2 separate regions of the Mus musculus genome follow, and region 2 is linked to region 1. The links are chromatin loops, found by intact Hi-C in ENCODE. Cell type or tissue: gastrocnemius. All regions are shown on one strand.

Region 1 (8,000 bases):
GTCCAAGCAGGCACCGTCCTCCTGCCTCAGTTTCCCAAGTGTTAGGATTCCAGGAGTGAGCCACATTAAAGCTCAGGGAAAAAATTTTTTTGAGTCAGGGTTCCCCTAAATAGCCCTGGCTGTCTTAGAACTCTCTGTGTAGACCAGGCTGGCCTTGGACTTACAGAGATCCATCTGTTTCTGCCTCCCAAGGCATGTACCACTGTGCCCAGCATGCACGGGGTAATCTGTAAGATGAGGACCCTGCTTTTAGTGTTTTTTGAACTAGCAGAGTCCTAACCAGCCCACCACAGAGAGGTGGGCCAGAGCCTCTACCAAGGCGAGGAAAGTGGTCATAATTCAGAAGAGAGGTTGAGGGAAGTGGGAAGTCTGGGGCTCTTTGCTGGTGAATCTGCAGTTTTTTGCTCTGTCTCATTCCCACCTCTTTTGCAAGCTCCAGAGAATCTGACTTGCTGTGTTAAGACAAAGTCTTGAAAATAGCTCCTTTTTCCTGGCTTAACTGAGTTGTGGAAATTGTATTTGTTAAGTGTGTTATAGTAAAGAATGGAGTTCACCTCTGGGTGGAGACATGCATTCGCCTCCTCCCTTAAGAGTAAATCCAGCCAGGGGTGTGTTCTAGGAAGGCAGGCTCACCTCTGTAGTGGACTTTCTTCTCCTAAGTTCACACCACCTCCTAGTGCAGACCCTAGGAGCACGACTGGCTGGGTCTGCCTGCTCTGAGTCCTGACTCAAGCAAGAATATTCCTCTTTTCTTCTCTTCTGACCTTTTCTTTTGGATACTGGTGGGAGCCTAAATATGCCTTTAAACCCTCTGGTGCTTTGACTTTTTTTACTCCTGTTTGTTTGTTTGTTTGTTTGTTTGTTTGTTTGTTTTGTTTCCCTTGGAGAACTACTCAGAAGAAATATCACTCCACTGTGAGTTCTCTCTCTCTCTCTCTCTGTCTCTCTCTCTCTCTCTCTCTTTCAAGACTTGCTCTGTGGACCAGGCTGTCTGTCTTAATTAGGGTTTTACTGCTGTGAACAGACACCATGACCAAGGCAAGTCTTATAAAGACAACATTTAATTGGTGCTGGCTTACAGAGTCAGAGGTTCAGTCCGTTATCATCAAGGCAGGAACATGGCAGTATCCAGGTAAGCATGGTGCAGAAGGAGCTGAGAGTTCTACATCTTCATCTGAAATCTTCTAGTGGAAGACTGACTTCCAGGCAGCTAGGATGAGGGTCTTAAAGCCCCATCCACAGTGACACACCTACTCCAACATGCGCACCTCTTAATAGTGCCACTCCCTGGGCCAAGCATATACAAACCACCACACTGGCCTTGTACTCAGAGATCCCTGCCTCTGCCTCCCAAGGGGAACTGTCAGCATTCTACAAGAATGGAAACTCTGCTACCATCTCAGGTGTTGGGCCTTATTCGGCCAGATTCTGAGGCCTAGTGAGGAAACCTGAGCCTCTGCTCGAGTTTAGAGACCTACCTTGCTCACTTCCATACTGGAGTGACTCAGCAAGACCTGCTTAAGCCTGCCTTTGCCAAGCTACCAATGGTGTAGAATAACTTTATTGGCCCTGTCAGTCATCCCACACTGTCACCCTTCCCTACCCCTTACATCATCTTACCTCACCAAAAATCCCCACCTCCTTCCTCAACCCTGTATAAACAAAAGACTGATACAATAAAACTAGTTCCTGCTTTGACAAGACTCCCGGTCTGGTGTGTTTGTTTTGGGCCACCAACACTCACCATCCTGCACAGCCCCTGGAGAGCCGGCAGAGAGCCAGACACTTGGGCACAGCAGGCTCCTGGGATGCAGCTGCTGGGCATCACAGGCGTACCTTTTTTGGGTATCCAAGACTTAGGTCTGGAGATTTGCGCACGGCCGTGTGTGCTCAGGGACCAGCAAGATGGCTTTCCTCTCCATCGTACGGCACCTGAGCACACAGCTAACTTCCCTGCAGGCCCGAGACTTACAGCTCGTCTGCCCTCTGAGTTCAACCACTTTGTCCCAAATGACAGGGCTTCAATGTTCTGCAGGGTGTGTATACATATTCACACCACCTTTTCTTTAACACATCACCATAGTGAATAAAGCAGGAAGTGCTGATTTTGTGTTCCTTGGCAATCTCCTCAGCCTCGCTGCACTGTGTGGTCCTTCTCTTTCTAGTCTAAGGAACTGTAGTAAGGTTTGCACGTTGATGATTCTAATTAGCATCCCTGCTAATGGCTAACAATGGGATGAGAAATGTAACTGTTGCTTCCTTCCCCCAAAACGTTCTTAAGTTCTTGAAGTCTGAGCATATATTGTTCAGACTCCAACATCCTCTATAGAGCTCTATAAAACCCAAATGTGCTCTTAATCAGGACACCAGAAAGAGAGAGAGTGAGAGAAGAGACACAGAAACAGACACACACAGAACTTGTTCAAGTGACTGTTTTTAGAGCTGAAAGAGGAAAACAAAGCCAACTGAGGGGAAGTTGCAGTCAGGGAGCCTCAGCCCATGCTGGCCACAGGCTCAGAGGCTATCAGGGAGCTCACAGTATTCCTTAGCAACCAGAGCCAGCCCTGTGTGTTCCTGGTTAAGGCTGATGCTCACTTCCCTTAGAGGCTCAGTCAGGCCCTGAGTAGGACCCGTTCCAAATGGAGTGGGTTGGGAGCTGAAAGGCAGGCAGGCTGCCTGCCCCTGTGCGGACACTTTCAGCCAGGCCTGCAGCCAGACGCCTGCCCTCCAGGTCTGGCTAAAGGCTTTTGTTACTGCTGGACACTTGGCTGAGTCTCCTCTCTTCAGTTTCTTTGTAAGAATGTGTGTCCACTCCTCCCACTACATGATGCATGGGAAGACTATGGAGAACAACCAGGTGAGAAGAATTGGCGAGGGCCACCTGCCACTCTTTGATTAGGGTTTCCTCTTCACTCTCTCCCCCATGCGTTTCCCAGAAGTTCAAGGGCAAGTTCACACCTTCTTACACCAATCCCCAGACTATTATAAGGTGCCATGGGTGGCTGGCGGCTTCAGCTACGGCTTGACTGCTGCAAACCTGCCATCTGGTGGACATTCTGAGAGTTGCTGGTCGTGAATTCTGCAAGTTTTTAGCAGCACCTCAAATGCTGAGGACCTCGTGAAAAGGCAGAGTTGGTCTCAGTGAAGCGAAAGTGGGTGAGATGCTACATCTCTAGTAAGCGTCCAGTCTGTTCCCGCCATGCTCTTCCCGCAGCGCTCAGAGTGGAGAGGCAGGAATGACACTCCTAGGTGGACAGTGGACGTTCCTTACCAAGTGTCGAGCCCCAAAGCCTTGAAATATCTAGATGCAGACTTTACTGTGTTCGCAGCCTCCTGGGGTCCCTTTCTTACATTTCGGAAAGATGTTCTGTATTTATTAAGTGCCCAGGTGGCTGTTATTTCTCTGCACTCACCACGACTACAACACGGGGAGTTGATGTCAACACTGCCAGATAATAATGCTCTGACCAGACTGGTTTATGTTTCTCAAATCACGATGTCCAGTAGCTCCCCTGCTCAGTCATGAGGGTGAGGAAATTCTGCCTCAAACAAAGCCTTTGTTTTTCTCTTAGGTGTATTAAGACACTAACACTACACCACAGGCTTTCTGGAAGGGAAAGGGGGTTTTATTGTTAATGTTGTTTGTATTTGTTTTGTTTTGTTTGTGGATTTTTCAAGACAGGCTCTCATATGGACCTAGGCTGCCTTCAAACTTGCTGTGTAGCTGAGGTTGACCTTGAACTACTGAGCTTCCCAACGCCACTTCCCAAATGTTAGTCCATGAGTCAGTCCTGAGTCGTTAGCTTGTTCCACTTTGCATTGTATGGACCACAAAAGCCCTAATAATATAGCCTTGTGATTTCCCCTACTCCTGCTTCTGACTCCTGACCCAGCCTCAGTGCTCCCTTGCTCCTCCCCAATGACAGTGTGTAGTGTGGTGTTCGCCTCTTGGAAAATTAAGTCATAAAATTATCTTTCAATAGCATTGGCCTCCGAGTGTCACCACCCAGCCACTTCCATAAATTAAAATACTCCAAGTGCACTTTGAGACATGAGTGCTCACTCGGTAGAAATGACCATGCAAGTCCTTCCATGTACTCATGAACAAAGGCCCAGAGAGTCTTAGTTACAACAGGCAGAGCTGAAAATAACCAAATAACCTGTAGGTATGTCCGAAGAGGGTGGGCATGGCTGTGCACTCTGTAAGGCTAGCATCTGGGTGGCTGAGCTACGATGGGAGAATCATGAGTTGGAAACCAGCCTGGACTAGTGTTAGATTCCTTCTCAAAAAACTAGTTGGGGTAAGGCGCTTGCTGCAGAGCGTGACAACCTGAATTCAATCCCTGGAACCAACATGAGCGAGAAGGAAAACCTACAAGTTTTTGTGGTCTTCATGCTTTTGTATGAATTTCCCATGACATACACACACACATATATATGTATATACCCACACATACACCACATTCATATATATACACATATGCACACATACACAAATATATGCACATACACACATGCACACACAAACATACACACATGCGCGCGCACAGGCACACACTAATTTTTGTAAGTTGAATGTTCATGCAGTGGAACGACACCTAGCAAAACAACTGAAAAATTATCAAAACAACCGACAAAACTATCAAAACAGGCTGTAAAATGAGATTCTCTCAAAAATAGTGTACTAAGAGAAAGAAGCCCAGCGTATGACTGGAATCCTGGAGTAGTCAACACTAAGAGGCAGCAGCCAAAAACACAACTGTTGTCTGAAGCCACGGCCAACTGACTATGTGAACACAGGACTCCTTGTGGAGGAGCAGGGGCTCTTCTGATCTTGGTTTTGTACACTAATTTCTTAAGGCCCATAGATTTGCATCTTAAAACAGTCTGCTTACTTTTACTTTAAAAAAAAAAAAATGTGGCCGGGCAGTAGTGGTGCGAGCCTTTAATCCCAGCACTTGGGAAGCAGAGGCAGGTAGATTTCTGAGTTCAAGGCCACCCTGGTCTACAGAGTGAGATCCATGACAGCCCGGGCTATACAGAGAAACCCTGTCTTGATAAAAACAAACAAACAAAACAAACAAACAAAAACAAAGCAAAACGTGTCTAGAGGCTGTAGAAATGCCTCCGTGGTTAACTGTACATGTTGCTCCTGCAGAAGGCCAGGGTTAGATACCCAGTGTCTATCACAAGAGTCTGTAACTCCAGTTCCAGGGGATTCAGTGCCCTCTGCTGGCCTCTGCAGATGCCAGGCATGTGTATGTTCACATACCTATATGAAAGCAAAACATTCACACGTGAAATCAATAAATCTAAAAAAAATTTTTTTAAAGATAAAGCATGCATGAGTGTTTTGCTTGCATGTATGTCTGCACACCACATGTGTGCCTTACTGCCCTCAGAGACCAGAAGATTCAGGGGTCAGATGCCCTGGAAACGGAGTTACAGACAGTTGTGAGCCACCATGTAGGTGCTGAGAACTGAACCTAGATCCTCTGAAAGAGCAGCAGAGCTCCTAATCTCTGAGCACCTCATCAGCTCCAGAACTTTTTTCCTGCAAATTATACATCAAAAATTGGTTTTCAAATAAAATAAACAACTCACTTATTAATTCTAATTTCTTATCTAATTGGTATTGTGTGTGTGGGGGGGTGTCCTCATGATCACAAGCTATACTCAAATTCATTATGTAGCCAGGGATGTCCCTTGAAAGTCTGATCTACCTGCTGCCTCCTCCTAAACGTTGAGATTGCAGGGTTGTACCACTGGGCCCAGTCTATGCAGTGCTAGGGATTAAGACCCGGACTTCATGCATGCTAGGGGCAGCCCTCCACCAACCCAGCAGCATCTCAGCCCCTATACAATCTTCCTCTTAGTTGATCCCATTAAAGCTATTCTGACTGCCCTCATTCTTATCTCAAGTACTTCTAAAATGCGGCCAAAGGCAAATAGATAGATATAAAACACAGCCAAGAACAAGATAAGACATAAATACAGCAGAGAAAGAAGTGCATGGCCACCGTTGCAAAAAACACACGCTCCTTGGATGCTGTCTTGGTTAGGGTTTCTATTGCTGGGATGAAGCTCCATGGCCGAAAGCAAGTTGGAGGGGGAGGCCTATTTGGTTTATGCTTCCATACACCGGTTGGTCATTGAGGGGAGTCAGGACAGGAACTCAAGCAGGGCAGGAACCTGGAGGCAGGAGCTGGTTCAGAGGCCATGGAGGACTGCTGCTTACCAGCTTGCTCAGCCTGTTTTCTTACTTTAGGGGCTGGAGAGATAACACCCAGGACCACCAGCCTCCAAGTGGCACCCCCCACAATAGGCTGGGCTCTCCGGCATCGATCACATATAAGAAAATGCCCTACAGGTTTGCCTACAGCCCAGTCTTAAGGAAGCGTTTCCCCAGATGAGGCTCCTTCCTCCCTGATGACTCTAGCTTTTGTCAAGTTGACATCAAAAGCAACTGGCACAAAGAGGAACGCCTCTTAACCACTGAGATATCTCTCAGGACCCCCAGAGAAGTTCCTAACCATTCAGATTCTAGGCTCTATCTGTCAAATTTTTTAATTCCATGATTTGTGGAAGGAAAGAGAAGTCTGGCCTGATAAACATTTCCCTGGTGTTTGTTTATTCATTTGTTTGTTTTTGTGGTGCTGGGAACAGAACGAGGATCTCACAAGCACACTAGGCAGGCATTCTACTGTCTAGCAACAACCCAGTCCTAGGTGTTCGGTGCTTTTAACTCTCTCCTGGGACTACTGAACTGCACAAGTTAAGCAGAGAGGAATGGGGGAATACTTCACTTCTTTAGAAGGTTAACTGTGTGAGATTCTTTCCACCAGCTTGAACTGATTTACAAAGTAGCGATTACTGGACTAATTAAAAACAACTTGTGTTTAAACATTTTCTAAAATCACAGCTGGATTTGGAGGCTCAAGCCTGCCTGTAATTCCAGTACTGAGGATGTGGAGGCAGGAGGGGTCAGGAGTTCAAGGTCATCCTTAGCTTCATACTGAGTTGGAGAGGAGTCTGAGCTATGAAAGATGCTGTCAGGGAAAAAAAGAAAGCAGAACAAGAAAAAAAAATTTTTTTGTAAAATCAGTGCTATTGAACCCAGAAATGAATTCGAAATGTAATGATTTAATATACATATGACAGATAAAAATTAATAGCATAAAGATGAATCACTTCTTAATATAGTAGAACTGCTGTTCTATCGACATTCAATTGGATGGTTTGCCTTTGAACCGTTTGTCATACCATATGATGCCATAAAACTCAAATGGATTACAGCTGAACATAAACACATCATGATTACAAAAAGCTCAAAAAGAGCAGAATGGCATATTTGTGCCAGCTGTGACAGACAGAGTGGTGTGCTCTCACACAGAGAGATCTCAGAGGTAAAACAAGTAGGCAAATAGATCGTCAAATAACAAGAGAGACATTTTTACTGAAGGGAGGTTTGTAAGGTCCCATTTGTGTCTGACTGTTAAAATATTATTTTATTTATTTACTCACATATTTACTGGACAGGGTCACTACGTAGCTGGCCTAGGGCATGTCTGTCAACCATCTGTCCCTCCACTCACAGACATCCCCCTGCCTCTGACTCAAGTGCTGGGATTTAAGTTGTGCATCACCACTCCTGACCTGACTAGTCTTTGAACATCAGTAGCGACTGAGGAATAGTCATTTTGCAAATAAATTCAAATCTGATAAGAACCTAACGCTATCTTCAGAAGGGCCTGTTCAATTACTCTTCACAAGCAAAGCATACAGCTCTGTAGTCTTTGGAACAATTTAAAATACCAAATAACTCGGGTTGGGGATGTGGTAGAGGGCTTGCCCCGCATTTACTTCCTTATAAATACACCTATACATAGAGACAGATACTCTCCAAAGGACAAGCAATCCTGTTGTCAAGTTGATCACTTTCATAGAGACCCTGGGATAAATCCTTTCCTGTCATCTCTGGACATTCATTTTTATCTTGC
Region 2 (8,000 bases), 140 kb before region 1:
TGAGTTAGACCAAGTAGGGTTTTGAAGGTGAAGGAGAAGTCTTTCTATTCTGCACAATCCTGGTGGACGCCCTGGGCTATTTGGGAAACAATGATGTATTTGGAGAGATAAAGCAGAAAAGCATTCCCAGCTTCCAAACTGTTACCTCTGTTGCCTGGAACAATTCCAACAATACTTGGGGCAAGCCGTTCCTAGTTTCACGTGACCAGCCCTTTACGGAAGTGAAGCCTGGTTTAAGGCCCCGAGCTTTTCCCATTGGTCACATCAGCTGTTTGGGGTTTAATTTCATGTCTCTTGACAAAGTATTGGATCCTACACACAATGTTTGGTAGTTTTTTGTTTTGTTTTGTTTTTGTTTTTGTTTTTTGAGACGGGGTTTCTCTGTATAGCCCTGGCTGTCCTGGAACTCACTTTGTAGACCAGGCTGGCCTTGAACTCAGAAATCCGCCTGCCTCTGCCTCCCAAGTGCTGGGATTAAAGGTGTGCGCCACCACTGCCTGGCTATTTCGTAATTTTAAAGTTCATAGTTACTTATTTATTTTCTTGACACCAGGTTTTGCCCAGCCTGGGCTGGTCTCAAATCCACTCTACATTTGAGGCTGACCTTGAATTCCTGGCTGATCGAACTCTTCATCCCGACGGCTGGATCTGTAGCTGTCTGCCTCCACACCTGCATCATTTCACATCTCTCCTTAAGTTTATTTTTTTTAAAAAGTTACAGTTTTCGTCACCAATGTCAGTGTTGTCTTCATGTTAGCACGCATATACATTAATGATTACTGCTGTGCAAGAAAGTGACTGGTTTACCTAGTTAATTGTAAGTGATCTAGTTCTGAGCTTGGGCTATAGTAACCTGATTGGTAAGGTGCCTACATGATGCAGGAGGCCCTGGGCTTGATCTCTAGCAGGGCATAGCAGTGTATGATGACACGTGCCTGAAATCCTGGTACTCAGGAGGTAGAGGAAAGGGGATTCAGGCCATCCTCAGTTACATAGTTCAAGGCCAGTGTGTGATAAAGAAAGAAATGAACAAAACCTTAGTTCTTATTATGGTTAAAGGCTTTTCAGAAACATCTATGTTTCTTAGATATGCAATTGCCTATCTTCCTGCCTTTTCTAATATCCTCTGACTTAGCAGTTCTAAGATGAGGAAAAACGATGGCTGTAAACAATGTTATTGCTTTTAACGGAATGCTTATTTTAAAAATAATGATGTTACATATTTGAATTAAGATATCTTTCCTTTTTAATCACATTAAGAGTGTAGTCTCCTGGGGGCTGGAGAGGTTGCTCAGTGGTTAAGAGCACTGGGTCCTCTGACCCGGGTTCAATTCCCAATGCCTACATGGTAGTTCACAACTGTCTGTAACTACATGAAATAAAAATAAGTAGATCATTAAAAAATCATGTAATCTTCCTTTCCTTGTTCATTTGTGATACTTATCAGGAATGCAGAGCTAATTTTATCAGATGCTTTTTTTGGGGGGGCCATCTGTCAGGATGTGTGGTCTCACTTTTCTATCCTACTTACAGAATTAATTACATCAGTAGATTTTTCAAAAAAAAAATATCAAACCGCCCTCGCCTTCCTAGAATACTCGTTGCTTGTTCATGGATCTTTGTCTCTCAATATTCCAGGGATAGGAAGGAGCACATTTGATAGTCAGGACTCTATGGTTGGTCTGTGCTGCTCTGTGTGGGCATTGTTAGCCCCCATGTGAGGGTTTGGTTGATTCATAAAGTAAACAATGAATATTAAAAACTAAGCTGGGGGTGGCGGCGGCTGGGGGAGGGGGCATGGCAGCTGGTGGCGCCTGTGTGTGTGTGTGTGTGTGTGTGTGTGTGTGTGTGTGTCTCACACTTGTAATCCCAACACCTGGAAGGCTGAAGAAGAAGAATCGCCACAAATTCAAGGCCAGCCAAGGCTATAGAACGAGATGGCTGTCAAAACCCAAGAGACCAAGAGACCCGTGAACAAGGAATCCTTCTTCCTCTATATTTAGACTGCTTAAGGCTTCCTACTGTTTGTGGGCATTCTTCACCCCTCTCCTGTTAAGAGCAGTCTTTACTTAGAGTAGTGGTGTGAAGATTGAAAAAAAAAAACCAACAACAACAAAAAAAAAACTGTAGCTGGAGGAAGCAGATATTCTCCAAACCATCCTGAGCCTTTTATGCTCAGCCTTCTCTGCCATCAACCTCCCCGACTACAGCAGAACATTTGTTAACTCGATGGGCCTATGCTGATGCACTGATACCGGTCAAAGTCATGGCTGTGTTAGGGCTCACTCTTGGTGGCACGTGCTACACATTTGAACAAATATATTATGCCACGTGTACACCTTCATAGCGTCTTAAATGCAGATGCCCCACCTTAAGGGTTTCTATGACTGTCTTAGTCAGGGTTTCTATTCCTGCACAAACATCATGACCAAGAAACAAGTTGGGGAGGAAAGGGTTTATTCGGCTTACACTTCCATACTGCTGTTCATCATCAAAGGAAATCAGGACTGGAACTCAAGCAGGTCAGGAAGCAGGAGCTGATGCAGAGGCCATGGAGGGATGTTCTTTACTGGCTTGCCTCTCCTGGCTTGCTCAGCCTGCTCTCTTATAAAACCAAGACTACCAGCCCAGAGATGGTCCCACCCACAAGGGGCCTTTCCCCCTTGATCACTAAATGAGAAAATGCCTTACAGCTGGATCTCATGGAGGCATTTCCTCAACTGAAGCTCCTTTCTCTGTGGTAACTCCAGCTGTGTCAAGTTGACACAAAACTAGCCAGTACAATGACCCACTTTTCTTCCTTCCGTCCCCTAGGACCCGGGCAACACTCATCTTTTGTTCTGTCTTCTCTGGGGTTTCACATTTTCCACAGTATCATAGACTCGGGTCCACATGATGTGGAGTCTTCATATATTGGCTTCTTTTAAATAGCACAAGATGTCTCCTTTGTATCTATCAGCTCATGAGTTGACAGCTCATTTCTTTTTAACCCTGAACAGCAATGCACTCTCTCCTGGCTACGCTTCCCTTGTGTGCTCACTGATGGGAGGCTGACAGCGTGTAAGATGCAGGGCTTGGGGCGGGCACATTTCAGCTCATTTAGGTAAATTGTCGGATTGTTTGCCAGACTGTGTTTAGTTTTTAAATGAAATGGTCATTTTTTTCCCCTATGGTGGTTTGACCTTGTCACTTTTTTAAAATTTTTTTTCCATTTTTTATTAGGTATTTAGCTCATTTACATTTCCAATGCTATACCAAAAGTCCCCCATACTCACCCACCCCCACTCCCCTACCCACCCACTCCCCCTTTTTGGCCCTGGCGTTCCCCTGTACTGGGGCATATAAAGTTTGCAAGTCCAATGGATCTCTCTTTCAAGTGATGGCCTATTAGGCCATCTTTTGATACATATGCAGCTAGAGACAAGAGCTCCGGGGTACTGGTTAGTTCATAATGTTGTTCCATCTATAGGGTTGCAGTTCCCTTTAGTTCCTTGGGTGCTTTCTCTAGTTCCTCCATTGGGGGCCCTGTGGTCCATTCAATAGCTGACTGTGAGCATCCACTTCTGTGTTTGCTAGGCCCCGGCATAGTCTCATAAGAGACAGCTATATCAGGGTCCTTTCAGCAAAATCTTGCTAGTGTATGCAATGGTGTCAGCATTTGGAAGCTGATCATGGGATGGATCTCTGGATATGGCAATCACTAGATGGTCTATCCTTTCGTCACATTTCCAAATTTTGTCTCTGTAACTCCTTCCATGGGTGTTTTGTTTCCTATTCTAAGAAGGGGCAAAGTGTCCACACTTTAGTCTTTGTTGACCTTGTCACTTTAAAACCCATTATTATTGTTGTGGTGCTATTAAGACCTCATTGGTCCTGCCTTTGTGTCCTGGAATGGTATTTTCCCATTTTTAATTCTTTGGCCATATTATTGATAATTTGGAATGATGTGTTAGTTAAGTGTGTGGCTGTTAAATATGGGCTACAAACCAAAGTCAGGATAATAGACATTTTTGATGGGTCAGGATACAAAAGTGATTTTTGACTGCCACCACTAGGTGGTGCCACCAATTAGTGAAAACAATGTGGTTGTTTTTGCTGGTCAACCAAGAAACCACTCACATAGCCTTGTGTGGACAATGTATGAACATGTGGATGTGTTTGTGTGTGTGTGTGTACATGCATGTGCATTCATGCACATACTCGTGGACACAAACATGAGGCTCATGAGTCCCCACAGGGGACATTACTTTAAATGTGTCTGTGTGCATACAAAGACACTCGCTGAGGTGAGGCATCCAGAAAAGCACAGGATTGAAGTGAGATAGGAAGACTTTTCAAGGGCTTGCCCATCAGCTGGTGGTCTGACAGGCCTGACTAAGAAGGCTGCAGAATAAAGACTCAACGGAAGGGGGCTATTCAATGACAGGGCCACAGGATAGCTTTCCTGAGGGTGGCCCTACTTCATCAGAGCCAGTCCCTCTCAGGTCATCAATCTAACAGAACCTGTGTCCAGTCAGGCCATTCAAAATGATCAGGGAAGCAGTCACAGGATTAAAAGTAGGAGGACAGTTTCCCGCAGGGGACTTAAGTAGTTACTTCTGAAGGTCTGGAGATGGCAGCCTGTCACCTCTAAGTTTCCGAAGCTGCTAATACGATGGCCACTTCAAGGTCCTATATTTTATCCAAATGGGGAGAAAATAGGCATCTCATAAAATAAGCGTGTATTGAGTGTAGATGGGTGTCTCTTCATCTCTGGCCCTCAAGCTCGCCCCCCCCCACCCCCTTTGTGCATCATCTTCTACTGTCTCTGGAAGGCCCCACAGCAGGTAGCATCCTTAGCCCTGGACAGCTCTTCTCACCCCAACCAAAAGTCTGGAGATTGCTTGTGGTATACACTAACCCACAAAGGTGAGAGACTCAGACAAGTTGCTTCCCTTCTTTGGCCTCAGTTTCCCTAATGCGGGGTGAGTCCAGGGACCCTTAGGAATGACTGAAAGTCTTCAGATCTGCACATTGCAGGGTAGTCTCCAGGTTGTGTGGGGTGGGCATCTCCTTGGAAAACTCCTGTAAAGTTATCCATTTAATGCTCCCTTCTTCATGCCCCTTTCCTCTCCCTCCTCCCTTCTCCCTCCTCCCCTCTCCACCAGCTCCCATAGGACTTTTTCTTCAATGTGCCTCTAGGGAAGGCAGCTGGCTCCAAAGCCCCAGGAGTCTGCAGGAGGAGTTCTCTATACAAGCCTCATTAAAAGTTCAAGTGACTTCTCCAGAGGGCCAGGAAGCCTCTGGAGACTAGCCTCCCTCGAAACCAGCTTGGCCAAAGGTGATGTACAACCCTTTGAGCTGCTGTGGCAGCTTTTCAGTAAAGATGTCAGAGAAAGCAGCTGTGACTGGGATTAGAGCAGGGGAGTGTCCCTGGAGTTTGCTTCTGCTGTGGGATCTCCAGAGAGGACACGGTGGGCTCGAGGAAGGGCCTTGACCAACTTTACAGAGTGGAGCTACTGCAGAGCTGGAGCCAGTCTGAGGTTTGGGGGCTGAGCACTCTCCAGAAGGAGCTTTGAGGAATGGGTTGAAGGACCCCTGAGGACCCTGGCCACAGAGCTTGGGCTTTGGGGAGCCCAGTCCGCTTGCGTACAACAGAGATGCTGGGGACACCCTGAATCCCAGCCTCATCCTTGGTGACTAGGGGGCCAGAGGATTTAGAACCAGTAACGAGAGAATGGAAGACTGTGCACATTCTGGTCACCAAACAAGTTCCCAGGCAGGTAGGAATGACCCGAGCTTTGTGACAGGGCAGATGATAGGGCAACGGGACTGCCATCCACTGACATTGTTGACCGGGGAGATAAGGGGCTGACCTGTGTGACCTCAAGTGGCTTCCTTTCTGCTTCCTGTTAACCCAAAGTTGACAAGCCTTCTGGCTTCCTATACCCAACAGGAGAAGCATCCCTGGATGATGAACGGCTTGTGGCCCTCATCAGGCTCCACCCATCCCTGACTGACATTCACAGGACTTGGGCTAACTCACTGATCCTCAGCAGCAGAGGATGTTGCAGGCTACAGATAGTCGCGGAGCTAGGGAATCGTGTGCATCCTAAGCCTACACTTTTAATCTCCATACAGTGGTTCCTAGGAGAAAAGCTGAAGCCCAGAGGAGGGCCCTCCTTCTGCCAGGAGGCAGGAATAGATGGAATATTGACCTCATATCCCTGATTCAGGCCCTCCCCTTAAGCAAGCCAGTCCCACAGCTCCTTGGTCTCCACCCACTCTTCCTTCACGGCCTCCCCCTTCCTACTCCAAACAGCCTCTGGCTGTTGAGAAGCCTGTCCAAACAGACCTCTCCCACATTCCCTGGCTGTTCTCCAGTCTGCAGGAGCCGAGACACCCTTGAGTTCAGTGACTGTGAGGGCTGAGCAGAGGCTGCTGAAGGGAGCCACTGAGTGAAGTGCAGAGATCCTCTGGCTTCCAGATGTTAGGCCTTCTGGGGAACACGACCCTTGTGTGCTGGATCACGGGCACAGCACTGGCGTTTTTGATGTTGCTGTGGCTGATGGCCCTCTGCCTTTTCCACAGATCACAGGAGCATGACGTGGAGAGAAACCGAGTCCGACAAGCCCGGCCTCGACTCTTCCATGGCCGGCGCCTGCGTCTCCCAAGACTTGTTCACCATCACCACCATCACCATGTGACCGGGGTGACCAGTGTGGGCGTTCACCACCACCATCACCATTCTCCCCATCGTCTCCACCACCACAAGCACCACCACCGCCACCACCATGCTCATGGAGCCCGCCGCTGAGGCCAATAGATAGCATCTACCTGGCTCTGCCCTCCATCCAGCAGCAACATGAGTGGATCCTGATGCTGCCACGGAAAAGGATGTGCCTCTGGGATGAAGGGGGGTACTGGGACCCTGGTCCTGCTTGGGTTTCATTTGCATATGAGCCCTTCTCCCTATGTGCAACAGAGACCCACCTGGGTGGCCCTCTACACAATGTGGGGCTTGAGCTTCGAGCAGGGCTGGCTGAGTTTCCTACCTTGTGACTGCAACTCCTGGTGACCCTGGAAGTAACAAGGGTATCTGGCAGAACCAGAGCCCAGGTGGAGATGGAGAGTTCTTCTGATTGGGGAGGCCCTGTGATGAGCTTCCAGGGGCAGACTGTGGTACGGGCATTCACTGCTGCTTGGCTGTAAGAAATAAAAGCCACCAGGAAGCTTTTTGTGTGAACTGGTTCTTGACTGTGGCACAGTGGGAGGGAGGGAGTCATGAGGGCCCTGGGAACTCTTCTGGAAGGAGCTGAGCCTGGGGTCTGGAACAGAGAGAAGTAGGTGGTCCCCGCCTAAGCTCTGAGGAAGAATTCAGTGTGGACGGCCCAGAGCTTTGGAGAAGGGACAGTTGAGACCCCTAGCCTGGGTTCTAGCTCTCGGAGCACCCTGCCTGAGTGCTCCTCCTAGCCTGGTCCAGAGCAGGAACCAACCCTGGGTTCAGTGTCTGTTTGGGGACTGAATAGGGATTCTTATGCAGACTCTGAGTCTCCAGCCAGCCTGTCTGCAGATGCACAGTAGCAGCTGATAAGACCAGAGGGAGGGAACAGTTAACTGCTTGGCATGCCGGGTGGCCTCAAGAGAATGTGCCTGGCCTGAGCCTCAGTTTTTCCTTCCTTAAAATGGAATGGATAGTAGAGACTCCTACCACAGTCAACAGGCATGCAAAGGACCCACACACACTATGAATAAAAGGTTGGGTCCATGAAGGGGAAGGAAATATCGTCCCAGCCTGAGCCTGAGAACAGGGAGAAGCAGGGCAGAGAGCAGCAGAGGGAAACGCCAGAAAGTCAGTGACTCACTGGAATAGAATGTCCTCTTTCCTTCTGTTTCCCAGGGGACTGTGCGAGGACTAGGCGAGGGGTGACCAGTGAGGAAGGGAAGAGGCAAATTCACACTGACAGCTGCACTGGGTTTCTGCACTGGGAAAGTGGACCAAAGGTCTGATGGACAGATCT

What was found. A loop is a pair of places that touch in the nucleus more often than their neighbours do. Peaks named below come from ENCODE experiments on the same cell type or tissue, not always from the same donor. Only the 100,000 strongest peaks of a DNase experiment are listed, where the experiment ranks them.
Region 2: a loop joins it to region 1, with 4 times the contacts of the local background. A loop is called at or near these places in 10 of 42 quality-filtered maps.

Annotation. Positions count from the first base shown.
Region 1 is chr4:43,858,296-43,866,295 of GRCm38, forward strand. No RefSeq gene overlaps it. Among named protein-coding and RNA genes, the nearest start is that of Olfr155, 8.0 kb to the left of the region's middle. In gastrocnemius, a CTCF peak has its summit at 3,053 (motif pointing left); DNase peaks (open chromatin) are centred at 2,701 and 3,041.
Region 2 is chr4:43,720,896-43,728,895 of GRCm38, forward strand. It overlaps Hrct1 (histidine rich carboxyl terminus 1), which reads left to right and starts at 6,303. Exons shown (of 1, transcript NM_027511.1): 1 at 6,303-7,215. The coding sequence starts at 6,467. The coding sequence ends at 6,796. In gastrocnemius, a CTCF peak has its summit at 4,060 (motif pointing right); a DNase peak (open chromatin) is centred at 4,068; H3K4me3 peaks cover 2,489 bases; H3K27ac peaks cover 4,143 bases.